Linked DNA regions of Homo sapiens: region 2 is linked to region 1. Evidence: read pairs that join two places in POLR2A ChIA-PET (ENCODE). Cell type or tissue: PC-9. All regions are shown on one strand.

The links. ChIA-PET counts read pairs that join two places held together with the same protein. Peaks named below come from ENCODE experiments on the same cell type or tissue, not always from the same donor. Only the 100,000 strongest peaks of a DNase experiment are listed, where the experiment ranks them.
Region 2: POLR2A ChIA-PET joins it to region 1 with 21 read pairs; 2 of 35 experiments call an interaction of 5 or more read pairs at or near these places.

The regions. Positions count from the first base shown.
Region 1 is chr14:74,579,628-74,587,627 of GRCh38, reverse strand. It overlaps LTBP2 (latent transforming growth factor beta binding protein 2), which reads left to right. Exons shown (of 36, transcript NM_000428.3): 3 at 1,510-1,774. Among named protein-coding and RNA genes, the nearest start is that of LTBP2, 29 kb to the left of the region's middle. RefSeq lists a silencer at 4,201-4,393. In PC-9, no CTCF peak of the experiment used is centred here; DNase peaks (open chromatin) are centred at 3,377, 4,187 and 7,637; H3K27ac peaks cover 5,534 bases.
Region 2 is chr14:74,393,910-74,401,909 of GRCh38, reverse strand. No RefSeq gene overlaps it. Among named protein-coding and RNA genes, the nearest start is that of SYNDIG1L, 28 kb to the left of the region's middle. RefSeq lists enhancers at 1-231, 1-358, 6,222-6,722. In PC-9, no CTCF peak of the experiment used is centred here; DNase peaks (open chromatin) are centred at 279, 399 and 7,126; H3K4me3 peaks cover 725 bases; H3K27ac peaks cover 1,258 bases.

The DNA.
Region 1 (8,000 bases):
TCCGCCACCAGACCCTGGCCTTCCTGGGTCTCTGGCGGCTTCTCGAGTATGCCACGTTCCTTCCAGCCTCCACAGCCTGGTCTTCGCCTCGTCCTCTGCTTGGGAAACTGCCCAGGTCTTTGGGGGTTCGCTTCCTTTGCACGCTCCCATCTCTCTCTTCAGAGAGGTGCCCTGGCCGCCCCATCTGAGTCTCCTGGTTCGGCCTGGACCCCTGCATCACCTGGGTTGTCTTCACAGCCCTTGAAACTGCCTGAGGCCACATCATGCTATTGTTTTCTTGCTTCCTGTTGGTGTCCTTTACTCGACCGCAAGCCCCAGATGGACAAGGACTTTGTCCCAGTGCCTGACATTCACTAGGGCTCAACAGCTATTTGTTGAATGAATGAGCGACAGATGGATGAGGCATTGGGTTTCGAGGGTGCGGTGTGAGCCAGACCATGCTTCCGGGGCTCACATGTGTTCCCCAGTGGAGGTCCTGGTGGGGGAGGGGCCGGACTCCATATCCCAGTGTGTGCCTCTGCGTGGAATGTTCCCTTGGCCATTAATCATGGGATGTGGCTCTGGACTTTGCAAGGGGGTGAAGGACAGTGAAGAGAGGAGTCAGCCTGGGGAGCTGGTGGCTAATGCTGCATAGGGCTAACCGGGAGGAGGGCCTGGTTTCAGCTCCACCTTGCCTCCGGCTGGACCCACAGCCCAGGAGGCAGAATCCAGAGAGAGCCTGAGCCTGAACAGAGGCCCCACAGAGCGGGGCACTTACCTGGCCGGCAGCGGCTGTGGTGCCGGCAGCTATATTCTGGCCACCGTGCTTTCTCTGGCCGCAGTCGAGAGTTCTGCCTTGCTAAGGAGGGTGGGAGATGGAGAACAATGGGAAGGAGAGGAGAGACCGTCAAGCTGAAGGTGCCTTTGAAGGACCCTTAGAGTCCTCCAGCCTCCTTAGTTCACCCCTCCCGTGATTTAGGCGCAAATAGAGGCTCAGTGAAGTCAAGACCATGCAGCTCACAAGTGACAGGAAAACCCCAGCAACTCAAACCGCTTGAATTTCAGGCCAGTGTTGGGCCCTTTCCCGCAAAAGAGACTGATTCATTCATCCATTCGCTCCATGTTTACTGAGAATCTACTCTGTGGCAATCCCTAGTCAAAGTTCCGGGGCCGCTGTCTGTCCTCAGGGGGCTTCCAGTCTGGTGGGAGTGAACATTTCAGTATAGACACAGTGTCAGGCAGTGCACTTCCTCTTCAGGGTGTGCTGTGGGACGTGGTGGTGTGAGCCACTCTGCAGCTGGCCATATAGTCTTTGGTTGTCCAGAGATCAGAGGTGAACAAGTCCTGGGGGTCTGTGGATGGAGGTGGGAGAGACATGGGTCAGGGAGCCCCCTGAGGCCAGGAGAGTGGCTTCCTGCTTGAGCGACAGGGTTGCAGCACTCAGGAGGGCCCTTCTGACAGGAAGGTGTGGGCAGCTGTGGTCTCAGTGCCCTATGGCCACTGCTGTCACCTCTCTCCCTGTGTCCTCAGCCGTTTGCGAGCCGCCGTGCCAGAACCGGGGCTCCTGCAGCCGCCCGCAGCTCTGTGTCTGCCGCTCTGGTTTCCGTGGAGCCCGCTGCGAGGAGGTCATTCCCGATGAGGAATTTGACCCCCAGAACTCCAGGCTGGCACCTCGACGCTGGGCCGAGCGTTCACCCAACCTGCGCAGGAGCAGTGCGGCTGGAGAGGGCACCTTGGCCAGAGCACAGCCGCCAGCACCACAGTCGCCGCCCGCACCACAGTCGCCACCAGCTGGGTAAGTCCCCTTCTCCATGGGGCTTGGGGTCTGGGGCTCAGTCTCTTTTTGGAGGGGCTTCTTCCTTTGGACCGTTTGGTGAAGGCTGGTGGAGAAGGCCGCAGAGTCCTCCCTTCTCTCCTCCCCACCCTCCTTGGCTTTCCCTGGCATGGCCAGAGATATGAGCAGGAGAGTAGGTGTTGGGGCTGGCATGGGCTTTGCCAGCCTGGGGTGGGAAGAGGAGGAGGGAAGCGAAGTCTTTGCCCTCGAGTGCCTGAAAGAAAGCTGAGGAGGGCGTGTACCTGGGACCACGGCTTCTTGGTTCACAGCCTGGCTTTGCCATTTCCCAGGTGGGCCACCCCAGGCGAGTCACTTACCTCTCTGTGCCTCGGATTCTGCATCAGTAAGGTGGGACAATGATAATACCTGTGCTATGAATTGTCGTAAAGATTAAATTAGTCAATATAAAGAAAGTGCTTAGAACAGTGCCTGGCACATATGGAAGCTCTTTATACTTGTTCTCCCACACCCCATCCTGACCTCCTCCTCCTCTGCCTGTGGTCCCTGTGATGTAGGAAGGACTCCTCTGCCAGAAGAAGACCCTTCGGTTTCCTCGGCACCCAGCTTCAGCCTCTCTCCTTAGAGGGGAGAAGAAGGAGCATGTGGGAGAAGGGAGTAGAAAGAAAAGTGAACAAGGGGAGTGTTCATGGGCAGGATTCCCTGGCCTGCTTGCCAGCCCATCTGGCTAGACTTTTTCTAGCTCAGGACAGGAAATCTGAACTTTATAAACGAGTCCATTTCTAGGGGACTGTGTTTTCCTTTTCGTTTTTCAGGTTAGTTTTTCCATTCGCTTTCTGCTTAAGAAGTTCTTTCTGAAATGTTGCAACCTTGCCTTGCTGAACTAAAGGGAAAGAGGATTTGCTCTTTCAGAGCCCAGGAGAACCAGGGAGAGGAGGCCGACCTTGAGGTTAGGTTCCAGCAGGAAAGGTTAGGAGAGACTGGCTGAGTTGGAGGGAGAGCAAAGAAAGGAGGTTGAGGGTGTCCAGGAACTCTGAGAGTGGGTGAGGTCAGGCGGACCAGGATCTTGGTGAGCTGGGTTCCGGGGCCCTGGTCACCCAAGCAGATGTTTTCCAAGGGCAGCTAGGAGCAGGAAGAAAGAAAGGATGGACTCAGGTCAAGGGCCTAGGGAACTCCAAGGTCAAGAGCAAAAGAGCCAAACCCTGCAGCCAAGGCCCAGGGGTGCTGCAGCAGAAACAAGGAGCAGAGCTAAGGGTCCCAGGTGGATAACAATGAGGGCCTGGGATTGGCAGTGAGCAGGTGGGCAGTGCCGGTGCCTTGTTCTGATCGGTCCTGGCTGAGGGTCCTAGGTGGTAAGCCTGGTGTAAGGCACCTGGAGGAATACTAGAGGTGCCAGTTCAAGGGCCAGCCAGGGCAGGGGTGGGCACAGAGTCCTTCCAGCAGAGCTTCCCCCATCTCTTTTGGCTTGTGGGATTCATTTATTTATGATGCACTGATCCCATGTAGGTGTGTGCTAGGAGCAGGGGTTGCTGGGCAAGTCACTCTGCCTCTCACACTCTTGAATCTTGAGTCAGAGCCGTTTGAAGTCCCCTGCTGCATCTTCCCACCAGTCTGACTCCTCCCCATTCTTCAAGGTGAATCACATTCACTAGGCTCTCTGGCCCCTGCAGCACTTACTCTCTGGCATGCATCTGCGCCCTGCACCCCCAGCTGCTTGTAGACCCAGTGGCCTGTGCTCTGGATTTCTCTACAGCCCCCCTGCATAGTGCCTGGCCCATCAAAAATGCTCAGTCCATATTTGCTCTGACACTGGGTCCAAACTACAGTTAGCCTAACAAAAGGGCCTACTTGGCGCTGAACCCTCAGCTGTACCTGCAGCCAAGGGCACCACCCCATGTGTTGCTCAGAGGGCAGGAGGAGGTGAGGCCCCTGCCGGTTCCCATGGTGGGTTCTCCATTTTTCCCTAGCGCAGCACTTTTCACCCTGCCTTCAGATGATCTGTCCATTTGCTCACTGGACCAGGAGCTACCCGGGAGCTCACAGGGACTGTGTTCTGCTCATTCAAAATTGTGTCCCTGGTACCTAACACCATGCCTGGCACACTTCTGTGCTCAATCAGTGTAAGTTAAATGGATAAATAAATGAGGCTAGGTGATGGGGAGAGGGGAGGCTGCAAGGCCAGGAGGATGGGCAGTGTGAGCCTTCTATCCCCCAGTGAAGGTTTCCTGTGTGTGACAGGCAGTGGAGGGCCAAGGTCCTGGGTGAGGTCTCTGGCCCACAGCAGGGCTGTCCTCTTTGACTTTCACAGGCTCCCTGGCCAGGGGCTACTGTGATGTTCTTAATGAGCTGCAGCCTCCAGGCCAGCCTAGTCTCTCTGTGCCCTGGGGCCTCAATGCCATGAAATCTGGGAGTGCCCTACTGTTGGCCCAGCTGCTGGCCCAGCTGTGTTTTGCTTTAGGAGGCCAAATCCTGCTTGCCTGGTGGTGTCAGACATTTCCTGTGACCTTGGCCAGGTTTCTCAAGCAGTTGCTGGCCTCTCTCCTGATAGCAACTTGGACAAGCCCTGTGTGTCCAGATAGAGGTGGTGACATGACACAGGGGGCATTCTAGGAGTTGGGGAGGGAAATGTCTGGGGAGGGGAACACTGCAGGGATTGGTGATGGCCAGAGGCCCTCTTTAGGAGAGCAGGCAGAGACCGAGAGACTTGTGTCCTGGAGGAAGACCAGAGGGAGAGGCCAGGAGTGTCCCAGGCAGCAGGCAGGGTGCCCTACAGAGGGCCAGATGTGGACTGATGCTGTCCAGCTGTTGTCTGGGCTGACTGGAGGGGCCTGGAGACTCCCTTGAGCCTCATGTCCTGGCTTCTTCCCCAAGGCTGGGCAGAGTACCTGCCTCACCTGGAGATCAAAAGCCAGGCAGCTGGGAAGGGCCTGGAGAGATGGGAGAGGGCTGGTTACAGGAACCTGCAACCAGCAGGCTTTGGAAAGCAGTGGTTTAGACCAGCACTTCTCAAACTGAAACCAGTAGGTAAGTCACCTGGGAACTTGTCAACATGCAGGTTCTGATTCGGCAGGTCTAGGATGATCAGCTCTAACGTGGTCCCACAGGATGCTGATGCTACTGGGCCACGGACCATATTTTGAGTAGTGAGGGTTAGAGCCCGGGCTTTGGTGCATTCTAATTCTGGATTTAGCACTCACCAGCTGTGTGTTAACAGGCACTCATCCTAACCTCTCTGAGCCAATAGTGTCCACCTGATAGGATGACAGGAAAGATTAAATGAGACCATGTGAGTAGAACACTTAGTGTGGTGCCTGATATGAATTAGTGTTCAATACATGATAGCTGTCAATGGGCAGGATCTCTTTGCTGTGAGGACTTGGGTGGATGGGAGGAGGTGGCAACAAGCAGAGAGAGGAAACTGGAGTGTGTGTGTGTGTGTGTGTGTGTGTGTGTGTGTGTATGTATGTGTGTGTGTGCATGTACACAGAACAGGTGTAGACCTGTTCTGGGAAGAAATCAGAGCCCAGACTCAGCCTCAGTGGTCAGCAGGTCCAGTAGTGGCTTTGGCTGGCTTGGGATACAGTTATTCCACCAGGACCATTGTCACCAGCCCTAGGGAAGAGGAGGTTAAGGGGAGGTGTCAAGAATGGGAGGGACCTCCACTGGGTTTGCTCTAGACCTGAGGACCTAGAGGCTGAGCCCTGGAGACATCCTACACAGGCTTGAGAAGAATCACTTGAACCCAGGAGGTGGAGGTTGCAGTGAGCTGAGATGGCACCATTGCACTCCAGCTGGGGTGACAAGAGTGAAACTCCATCTCAAAAAAAAAAAAAAAAACAACAACCCTAGGCAGGCTTTGTCACAACATGGGCAACAAGGGGCCTGAAGGCAGTGCTGAGCCCTGAGTGGGGTGGCTGGGGTGTGTCTGGGGAGCTGTGACCCTGTGGTGGTGGCTTCCAGCAGGCTGCTCCTGCCTGGTCGCTCCCTCTCCTCTGGATCTCTTCCTCTCTGCACACCCCACCTCTTTATCCACTGTATTCGTTTTCTATGGCTGCCATGACACACGATCACAAAATTAGCAGGTTAAAACAACACACATTTATTTCTGTACAGTTGTATAGGTCACACATCTGAAACGGGTCTCACCAGGCTGAAATCAAGGTGTCAGCAGGCTCCTGGGGCTCTAGGGGGGCTCGGTTTCCTCGCTCATTCAGGTTATCTGCAGAATTCAGTCCCTTGCAATTGTAAGACGGAGGCCCCATTTCCTTGCTAGCTGTCACTTGAGGGCCATATCAGGAGCTGCCCTCATTCCTTGGCTTGAGGCCACCTTCCTCCATCTTCAAGGCCAGCAGCAGCAGGTGGACTCCATGTTTGGATCTCCCCTCTGCCTGCCTCTTTGGCTGTCTGTCTCCCTGACTCACTCCCTTGCCTCCCTCTTCTACTTTTAGGGGCCTATGTCATGACCCTGGGCCCACCAAGATAATCCAGGACCATCTCTCTATTTTAAGGTCAACTGATTAGCAACCTTAACTCCATCGGTAACCCTAATTTCCTTTTGCTATTTAATATAACATATTCAAAGGTGTAACCCCAGGAACAGAGATCATGGGGGCCAACCACACCCACTCACTACAGCACATTCCAACTGGGACCCTTGTCCAAAGTGGAAGAGCTCCCTCTTATCAAGGGCTTGCCACAAGGGTGGCCCTATGTGATCTGGCCCCAAAGCCTGTCTGACATCCCCAGTGTCCACCCTCACCACTCACAGCCCGTGTTCATCCTGCTTCTGCTCTGCCAGCTGACTGTATTTTCCTCAAATGTGCTGGAGATGCTCCCACCTCAGGGCCTTGGCACTTGCTATCCCCCTCCCTGGAGCCCTGGAATTATTATTATTATTTTTTTTTGAGACAGGGTCTCACTCTGTCACCCAGGCTGGAGTGTAGTGTCACAGCTCACTGCAGCCTCGACCTCCTGGTCTCTTGCAATCCTCCCATCTCAGCCTCCCAAGTAGCTGAGACTACAGGTGTGCACCACCATACCCAGCTAATTTCTGTATTTTTTTATAGACGTGGTTTCACCATGTTGCCCAGGCTGGTCTCCAACTCCTGGGTTCAAGCGATCCTCCTGCCTTGGCCTAAGTGCTGGGATTACAGGCGTGAGCCACTGCACCTGGCCCCTGTGTTAGTTTTCTAAGGCTTCCATAACACACTGAGTGGCTTAAAATAGCAGAAATTTATGCTCTTATAGCTCAGGAGCTGGAAGTCCAAAAATAAAGGTGGCAGGATTGGTTCCCTCTGAGACTCTGAGGGAGAAGGTTCTGTGCCTCTCTGCTAGCATATCTGTTGGCAATCCTTGGCCTTCCTTGGCTTGTAGCTGCATGACCTTGACCCCGCCTCAGTCATCACGTGGCCTTCTTCCTTGTGTGTGTCTGTGTGTCTCTGTGTTGTCTTCTTCTTATAAGGGTTCAGCCATTGGATTTAGGGTCCTCCCTAATCCAGTGTGAAGTCATCTAAACCTAACAACATCTACAAAGACTCTATTTCCAAACGAGGTCACATTCATAGGTCCGGGGTTAGGACTCACGTCTTCATGAGGACACAATTCAACCCGCATCAAAACACTCTTCCCCTCACACTCCCGTGGCTTCTTCTCCCCTTTCCTTTGTAGTGGGGCCCTCTCTGTCCACCACATCTAAAACCATGCCCTCCACATCCTCCCCACCTCCCACCTGGCATTTTTCTCTGCAACACTAACGTCTTAGGTATTTTACCTATTTATTTGAATTCTTCTTCTTCTTACCCCAAGAAAGCGTCAGATGTGGGAGGACAGGGGTTTTTCTCTCTTTTCTTGGCAGAAATCTCTCCAGCACCTCGAGCATGACTCAGCCCATTGTAGCATTGAGTAAATACATGCCCAGAGTATGGTTGAGTCAATTAGCTGTCTACACCCATTTTGCTTTACGTCTACAATCGGCTGTCTACATCCATTTTGTTTTACATCTCACAACTCCCTACAACAGGTGGCCAGGGTTGCCGTTCTGTTGGTGAGGAGAGGCTCAGAGAGGGGAGGTAGCCTGTCCTTACCCCTTCCCAGCCTGGTATTTCCAGCACCTGTCCTCTGCCTGCACTAATCTCTCTGAGTTTTTGTCCGTGGGGAGACAGGGAAGGGCCAGGGCACCAGGGCAGCTCTTGTTGGAGGTCCAACCTCAGGTGGTGAGTGCCAGGACTGC
Region 2 (8,000 bases), 190 kb after region 1:
CTCATGCTACAGATGAGACAACAGAGACCCAGAAAGGGTTGCCAGTTGCCCAGTGTCACACAGCAAGTCACGAGCCAAGCCCAGGCCTTGCCTCACAGGCCCTGGAGTTGCTGAGCTAGGCTGGTGATGTCTGCTTGCCTTGGAAACAGAAAACCCAGGGACAACTGCCGCTGCTGCCCAGTGAATATTAACAAACTTGCTTCTCTCAGCCTTCCTTCCCCGGCTGTTTCCGGCTTCAAAGGCTTCCCCGGCTGGCCCCTCCCTGGGGCTGACACCTTGGCCCTTCTATTTTTGGTGGCTTGGTAGGGGTGGGGCAGGAGAGCGACAGCCTTGCTTTTGCCTGCCCTGAGCTCATGGCAGCCCCCGGGTGCTCTCTCATCCTCTCTGCCATGGGGGGAGGAGCTACTCTGGGCGGGGGAGTCCCCACGGGGAGACTCAGATGTTCTGAACAAAAATAAAAGGTGCTCGTGTGGCCCATCTGCATTTCCAAATACTTCCAGCCCACATCCCTTGAACTGCTTTTACCTCTCTCCCACTAAAGAGCCAGGCAGGTTTCAAAGCCAGTTCTAGCTCCTCCAGGAAATGACAGAGAAAGAAACTCCCAGGGGGCAGGATCCCTCAGAGGCAGCCAGAAGGGGACAAAGGGGACAGTGAGTGTGCTTGCACCAGTGGGCAGGGCTGGGGTGAGGCAGCAGGGCCAGGCTACGTTGACAGAGCACCCTGGGTGCACAAAGGACCTTCACACCACTCTTTCTACCACTGAGGCTGGTGTTCTTGTCCCCATTTCACAGACAGGAAGACTGAGGACCTCGAGGCCTTTCCCAGTTCCACAGATCAGTGAATGGTGCCTCGTCCTCTGGGAGCCTGCTGTGGCTCCACCCTCACCCACTGCCTCCCTTCCTGAAGCCAACTCCTGGCCATTTTCCCTCATTAACCTCCGCCAGCCCTGTCCCTAACACTTGCGCTCAGAGCTGGCTGGCCCAGAGCACAGCCCAGTGGTTAACAGCAGAGAAGAGGGGAGCCCACCACCCAGTTCAAATCCCATCCCCAGCCTCTGTGCAACTTCGGGTAAGATGTTGCTTGGTGTTTTCTCATCTGGAAAACGGGGATCGTGATGGTGACTGACCCCGTTAAGATGACTGTGAATATTACATGAATTAACACTTGTATGGCTCCCGCAAAATTGAGTGTCTCGTAAGTGCTATATGGAATTTCTTTAAAATTATCTCCAGCTGACCACCATTTAAATGGCTTCCCTGCCAGAAGTGTGTCACCTCCCTCAGCCCCATCCCTTCCATAGCCAGAGATAATAGCCAAAGTCCTGATAGCTCTGGTCCCTGCTGGTCTCTGGGCAGATCTCGGCTGGCAGCAAGCTGAAGGCAGGGCCTGTTTCCCGTCTCGCTGCCTTTGTTTAGGCTGCTCCCCCTGCCTGTAATTCTGGTATCTGCCTCCACACCCTGAGATTCTTTTCCTCCAAACTGATAAAAATAATTTTCCAAGACACGTCTCAAGAAAACCTCATTTTCTCGGCAGCTGTTTCTGTCAACTCACCCCAGCCCCAACACCAGGTAGAACTAGCCACCCTCTTTCGTGAACCACCGCTACACCTGTTCATATCGACATGACGGCCACATCTAGACATCTGCTTTTCTGAGGGTGGAGCTCGTGTTTGCTCAGGGCATCCCAGGTCTGACGTGGGGACTGCCTTCCACAGACACTCGACCCTTGTTCACTGTTGACATCACTGGGAAAGAAGTGACTTGCCTCCAGGCTGGAGGGAGTCGGGGCAAGGTTCTTTCCACTTTAATTTCCTCTTCAATGGGAAAATCATCCACATCTTGGGGTAGATGGGAGCAGGGAGGAAGTCTCTAGGTGGCAAGGACTTTACAATTCCGAGGACGATCAAAGAGACCAGAAAGAGCAGTATGAGCCCGTGGGGTGCCCAGCCTGGTGGTATCTGCAAAGGGACACAGCACAGAACTTTACCCACCTCCTCCCCTCTTTCATCAGGGATGCCATAAAGACCACCCTTCTGGTGCTGCAAGGTCTGTGCTCTGTAGGAAGAATAAACAAGGGGAACAAAGAAGCCAGAGCAGCTGCTCACTGCTCTCCTCCTCTGGTCTCCCCCAGGCTGTGGGCTGAGGATAGAGAAGAGGTTCTTCCTTGGTTTCCTCTGCACCCAACTTAGCCCCTGGGTCACCCCCAACCCCCATTGTCCAAAGGAGCCTACAAGTCTGGGTACCACTGGCCTGTCCACAGTCACCTCTGAAGACCAAGGCCAGAAACAGGAGCACTTTCCCATCCTTCACCAAGTCCTGTGACTCTACCACTCCCCAATCTCCCCGACTCTATTTCCTGCTATCTCTATCTCCAAGCCCTAGTCCAAGCCCCCATCAGCTCTTACTCAGACTCCTGCAAAACCTCCTAAATGACCTATCACATGATGCAACATGGATGAACTTTAAGGAGATCAGGCTAAGTGAAATAAGCCAGTCTCCAAAGAACAAATACTGGATGATTCCATTTATGTGAGGTACCTCGGGTAGTCACATTCCTAGAAAGAGAAAGAAGAATGGTGATTGCCAGGAGCTGGGGGAGGGAAAAACTGGGATTTGTTTAATGGGCATAGAGTGTCAGCTTTGCAAATTGAGAAAGTTCTAGAGATCTGTTGCAAAACAACATGCATGTACTTAATTGTACTGAACCGTACACTTAAAATGGGTAAGATGGTAAATTTTATGCTATGTGTTTGTTTTGTTTTGTTTTGAGACAGAATCTTGCTCTGTCTCCCAGGCTGGAGTACAGTGGCACAATCTCTGCTCACTGCAACCTCTGCCTCCCAGATTCAAGTGATTCTCATGCATCAGCCTCCCAAGTAGCTAGGACTAAAGGCGCATGCCACCACACTCAGCTAATTTTTGTATTTTCAGTAGAGACGGGGTTTCGCCATGTTGGCCAGGCTGGTCTCGAATTCCCAACCTCAAGTGATCCCCCCACCTCGGCCTCCCAAAGTCCTGAAGTGCTGGAATTACAGGCGTGAGCCACCACACCTGGCAAGAAATTTTAAACATAGTTTATCTGTTTCCTTGTAAGTACCTTAGAGCAAGCTTGTCCAACCTGTAGCCTACACAGCCCAGGACAGCTTTGAATGCTGCCCAACACAAATTCGTAAACTTTCTTGAAACATTATGAAGTGTGTGTCAGTGTGTGTGTGTGTGCACGCACGTGTGTTTAGCTCATCAGCTATCGTTATTATTAGTGTATTTCATGTGTGGCCTAAGGCAATTCTTCTTCTAGTGTGGCCCGGGGAAGCCAAAAGATCGGACACCCCTGCCTTAGAGTAGGGGAGCGCTGTAATTGACACATCTCTTATTTGAGAAGTAGTGTCTGTTGCCCTTATCAGGTTTAATTACAAAATTTGATCATGATCATATTGTAGCCTCTCAAAGTGCTCTAGAAATTGTCAGTGGTATACATGAAGCGGCAGTGGTGTCTGGTGCACTCTGAAATGCTATCAAAGTTGTACATATTTCCAAACATTTTTAAAATGAAAAGGCACTCTTGTGTTCTCATTCTGTGCGCTTTGCTATTGGAGTGACAAGGCATTTAAAGATGTTTCTGGCTTTTTTTTTTTTAATAAGGTGGTGTTAACTATCTGGTTATTGACTAGAAATCCTGAGTTATCAATTGTATATCTGTACGGTTTGTAAAAAGAACAAAACAACCAAGGCAGACTCTTGACGGCTCCTTGCTTGGCATTGAGGCTCTGGGGGAAGATGCCTTTTGGAGGGGCTGTAGCTCAGGGCGTGCACTGTGAATCTGGACCTGTTGACTCTGCAGGGCTTCCATTTAGCTTCAAGTTGTCTTGTTTCTGCATATAGTGACGGAGCATTCTGCTGCCATTCTTAGCTGTGGACAAAGAGGGTCAGCCGGCATGAGAAGTGTTTGGGGGGTTTAGTTTGTTTGTTTTAGTTAAGTGTGGTAATTTTTAAACTTTTTTTTTTTTTTTTGAAACAGGGTCTCACTCTGTTACCCAGGCTGGAGTGCAGTGGCGTGACCTCGACTCACTGCAGCTTTAACCCCCTGGACTCAGGTGATCCTCCCACCTCAGCCTCCTGAGTAGCTGGGACTACAGGCACCTGCCACCATGCCAGGCTAATTTTTGTATTTTTTTGTAGAGACAGGGTTTTGTCATGTTGCCCAGGCTGGTCTCGAACACCTGGGCTCAAGTGATCCACCCACTTTGCCCACCTCGGCCTCTCAAAGTGCTAGGATTATAGGCATGAGCCACCACGCCCAGCAGAAAACTGTTTTTAAACAAACTGTAGAACTCCTCATTATCAGCAAAGCAAGAGACATCACGTCAATGAAAGTTCAAGAACCGTCTGTATTTAAACACGATTTGTAATGTTCTGTTATTTTTTGTATGTTGAGAATGCTGAAATGTGTTTGAAGTTAAACAAATGTATTACATGTTTTAAATATTCTAATGCTATTATAAATCTGCCCAGTCTCTTTTCGAGGATGATTTTAATGCGGGGAGGAAAAAAAAGCAACCCTCTGAAATGTTCTCCCTGCCTCCTCCCTGGCCTCTTTTTAGCTACATTGAATTTTCCTGAAGGCAAATTTGGTCGAGTCATCCTCCCTTGATTAAAGCTTTCAAAGGACATCTATTTCTCTTAGATAAAAAACCAAACTAACCTGCTTATGAGCCCCTGCCACTTCACACCACAACCCAAGCTCCCTGCACCTCACCATGTCTGCCTTCCTTCAGCCCTTCACACTTGCAGGGCCTTTGCATATGCAACTTCTTCTGCCTGAAATACTTTTCCTTTCCTTCTTGGACTAATTAGCTCCTATTCATCCTTCCTGCCTTGGTTCTAAAGGCACTTCCTCTGGGAAGCCCTCTTCTCCCCAGCCTGGCCAGGTCTATCCCCATGATTGAACATCTTTGAGCCCCATGTTCTCCTTCTTCAAAGCCCAGGTTCCAGCTGTAATTGTGCGTTTATTTCTCTGAGTATCAGACTAATGTCTGACTTCTCACATTATAACTCCTGTGCCCAGGTAGGTGACAGCTTAAGCAAACAAAAACAAAAGGACTGTCAAAGACTCGTAAAATCAACTACATAAATTGAAGCATCATAATAAAAAGATATAGAGTATTTACTCTGTGCCAAACCTTGTTCTAAGCACTTTACAAATATTACTCAGTGAACCCTTGGAATATCCCTAGGAGGCTGGTTCTATTGAGATCCCTGCTTTAGGGATAAGGAAACTGAGGTCCAGAAAGGTAAAGTAACTTGCCCTTTGTCACACAGCGAATAGGTGGAAGTTGGAATCTAAACCCAGCTAGCAAGGGGAATTTGAGCACAGGTCATCCTCCTCCACAGTTCAGGCACCTTGGTCATGACCCCATCCCAACCCTCAAGCCTGATGCCACTGATCTGTTTCTCTCTGCCCTCCTCACTTCCCCCATTGCCTCTTTCCTATTCCCTTCCTAAATGACACTGGGCAGGGTGAGGGTCATGGAGAGAGGAATGTGTGTTTTAAGGAATAGCCGCTCCCTGCAACCTAAAGAAGGCCAGCAAAACTGCCTAGCACTCGTGAAGCCAGCCAGTGGATGGTGATGACCAGAAATAGCCTTTGGTTTTCTACGAAGAGGACAGAGCCATAGGAACCCACATCCCATAGGGACCCAGAACAGACACCTAGAGAGGGAGCAGGGATCCTGGGAAACAGGACCACCAGGACCTGGGGAGGGGGTTGGTCCCTGAGTTGGGGATGACAGCCAGTATCCAGCTAGAGATGTGTGTCAGTGGCATGAGTGCAGGTCCTGGCTGCCATACCCTTCCCACTGTGCAGGCCTCTGCCCAGGAGACAGGCCATTTGCCACCCTGCCCATGCAGGGGAACTGTGTGTTGCTCAGGATAGCTGGAGGGATGTGCTGGAGCCAGAGGTTTCCTGTGGATAGCTGCCTGCTTACATTGGATAAACCACGAGCAGGCAATGAAAGGAGACTTCAGAGTTTTAGACTTGGATTCCAAAGTGCCACCATATGCCAGCTACTGTGCTTATTCTTTTTTGAATTAGCCCACATTTTATAGACCATAAAACTGAGGCTCGGAGAGGTAAGTTAAATTGCCCAACTAGCAAGGAAGTGGGGCGCCTTAGAATTCATTACGAGGTCTTCAGTCTCCAGATTAACCCTCTGCTCCTCAAACCCCATCTTCCAGTAAGGAAGAGTCTGAAAATGGCAGAAAAACTCAGGTGCAGGGACCAGCTTCCACTCCTACCTGAAATAATTCTTCACTTTCTTCTTTACCTCAACCTGGGCAGGAGCTGTGTCTGGTTATGTGAGCAGGGAAACATCTCATTACTCACCAGCCCTCTGCCCAACACAGCTGGCCCCCTTAACTCAAAGCCCCCTCCAGGCCCCCTACAGGCTCCAAATCCACTCTTTTCACACTCCCACAGCCTGCAGGTAGAGGGGTGATGAGCAGCCTTCTCCAGCTGCACCATCTCCCAGGGGCGGGATGTGGAGGATTCCACACTCCAAGAAGCCAATTAAGGATCCTCATCCTGGCAGAGCTGCTGGACCTGGTGCTACTTGAACACTCCCTGCCTCCCTCGCCCCTGCTCCCAGGAGTCTACCTGGGATGCCTCAGAGCTCCCCAGCCAGGGGCCAGGCCGAGTAGGATGGGGAGCTGCCCTCTCCCTTTCCACCAGCCAGCTCCGGCCCCTGCCCAGGCTCTGCCCAGACTCCCAACTTCCTTCCATGATTAAGCATCAATTAAATACTGACTGAGCATCTGGTAAGCATAAAACAGTCTACTATGTTCTCCACAGCAGAAAGCATCTCTTTTCTGCAGAAGTGAGGCCAGTGGGGATGGCCTCTATGCTGGTCCTTGTGCACACCAAGCATGCCCCTGCCTGGGCTTTTGCACTGGCCGGTCCTGGTCCTTCCTCCAGAAACAGCCTTCTCCCAGTGTCTGCCATATCTGCATTGCTCACTCCAACATCACCTCCTCCAGGCCATCCCAGACAGGCCTGCCTTAAGTAACCACCCTGCTCCTATCCCCTGACCTGTTTCATTTTTCTTCATAGCTCCCTTCCTTCCTGACATTTGCTTACCGGTCTGTTGGTCAGCCTTCCCCTGTTTGGAATGCAAACTCCACGAGAAAGAGACTCCTAGGTCTTAGTCATGGCTGACTCCTTGGGGCTTAGAACAGGGATGGGCACATGGGTTCCCAGTAAAGATCTCTTCAATGAATGAGACCCAGCTGGAACCAGCTCTGTGACCCCCTGCAGAGCCCTCCATCAACCTCCCAGGGCTTTGGCCTCCCACTCATAATGTGAAAGGATTGGTGCTTTCTAACTGGGGTCTTAATCAGGATCCCTAAGAGTGATCAAAAGAAGAATGGGGGCAAGGGGTCCATGAACTATTTTTTTTAATTGAAGTAAAATTCTCATAACATAAAATGAATAATGCCGTGGTGTTTATTTCATATACAGTGTAGTGCAACCACCACCTCCATCTAGTTTCAAAACACTGTCGTTACCCCAAAAGGAAACCTGCACTCAGCAGGCAGGTGCTCCCCATCCCCACGCATGCCCAAGCCCTTGGAAACCACCAATCTGAGTCCTGTCTCTATGGATTTACCTATTATGAATATTTCATATAAATGAAAAAATACAATACATGGCCTTTTATGTCTGGCTTCTTTCCCTTTGCATAATGTTTCTGAGGTTCGTCCGCATTACAGCATGCATCAGCACTTCATTTCTTTTTATGGCTGAACAATATTCCATTGTCTGGATAGACCACTATTTGTTTATCCATTCACCCATAAATGCTGTGAGCTATTTTTACAAGCTTTTCCCAAATCTGTGATAAGACCATAAAATTTATTTTGGCTAAAAACAAACTTGAAAAATTTGTTTTGACTATGCCCTATGTTTTCATCCAAAATCTGCCTACATTTTGTCTGGCTAAGATGAGT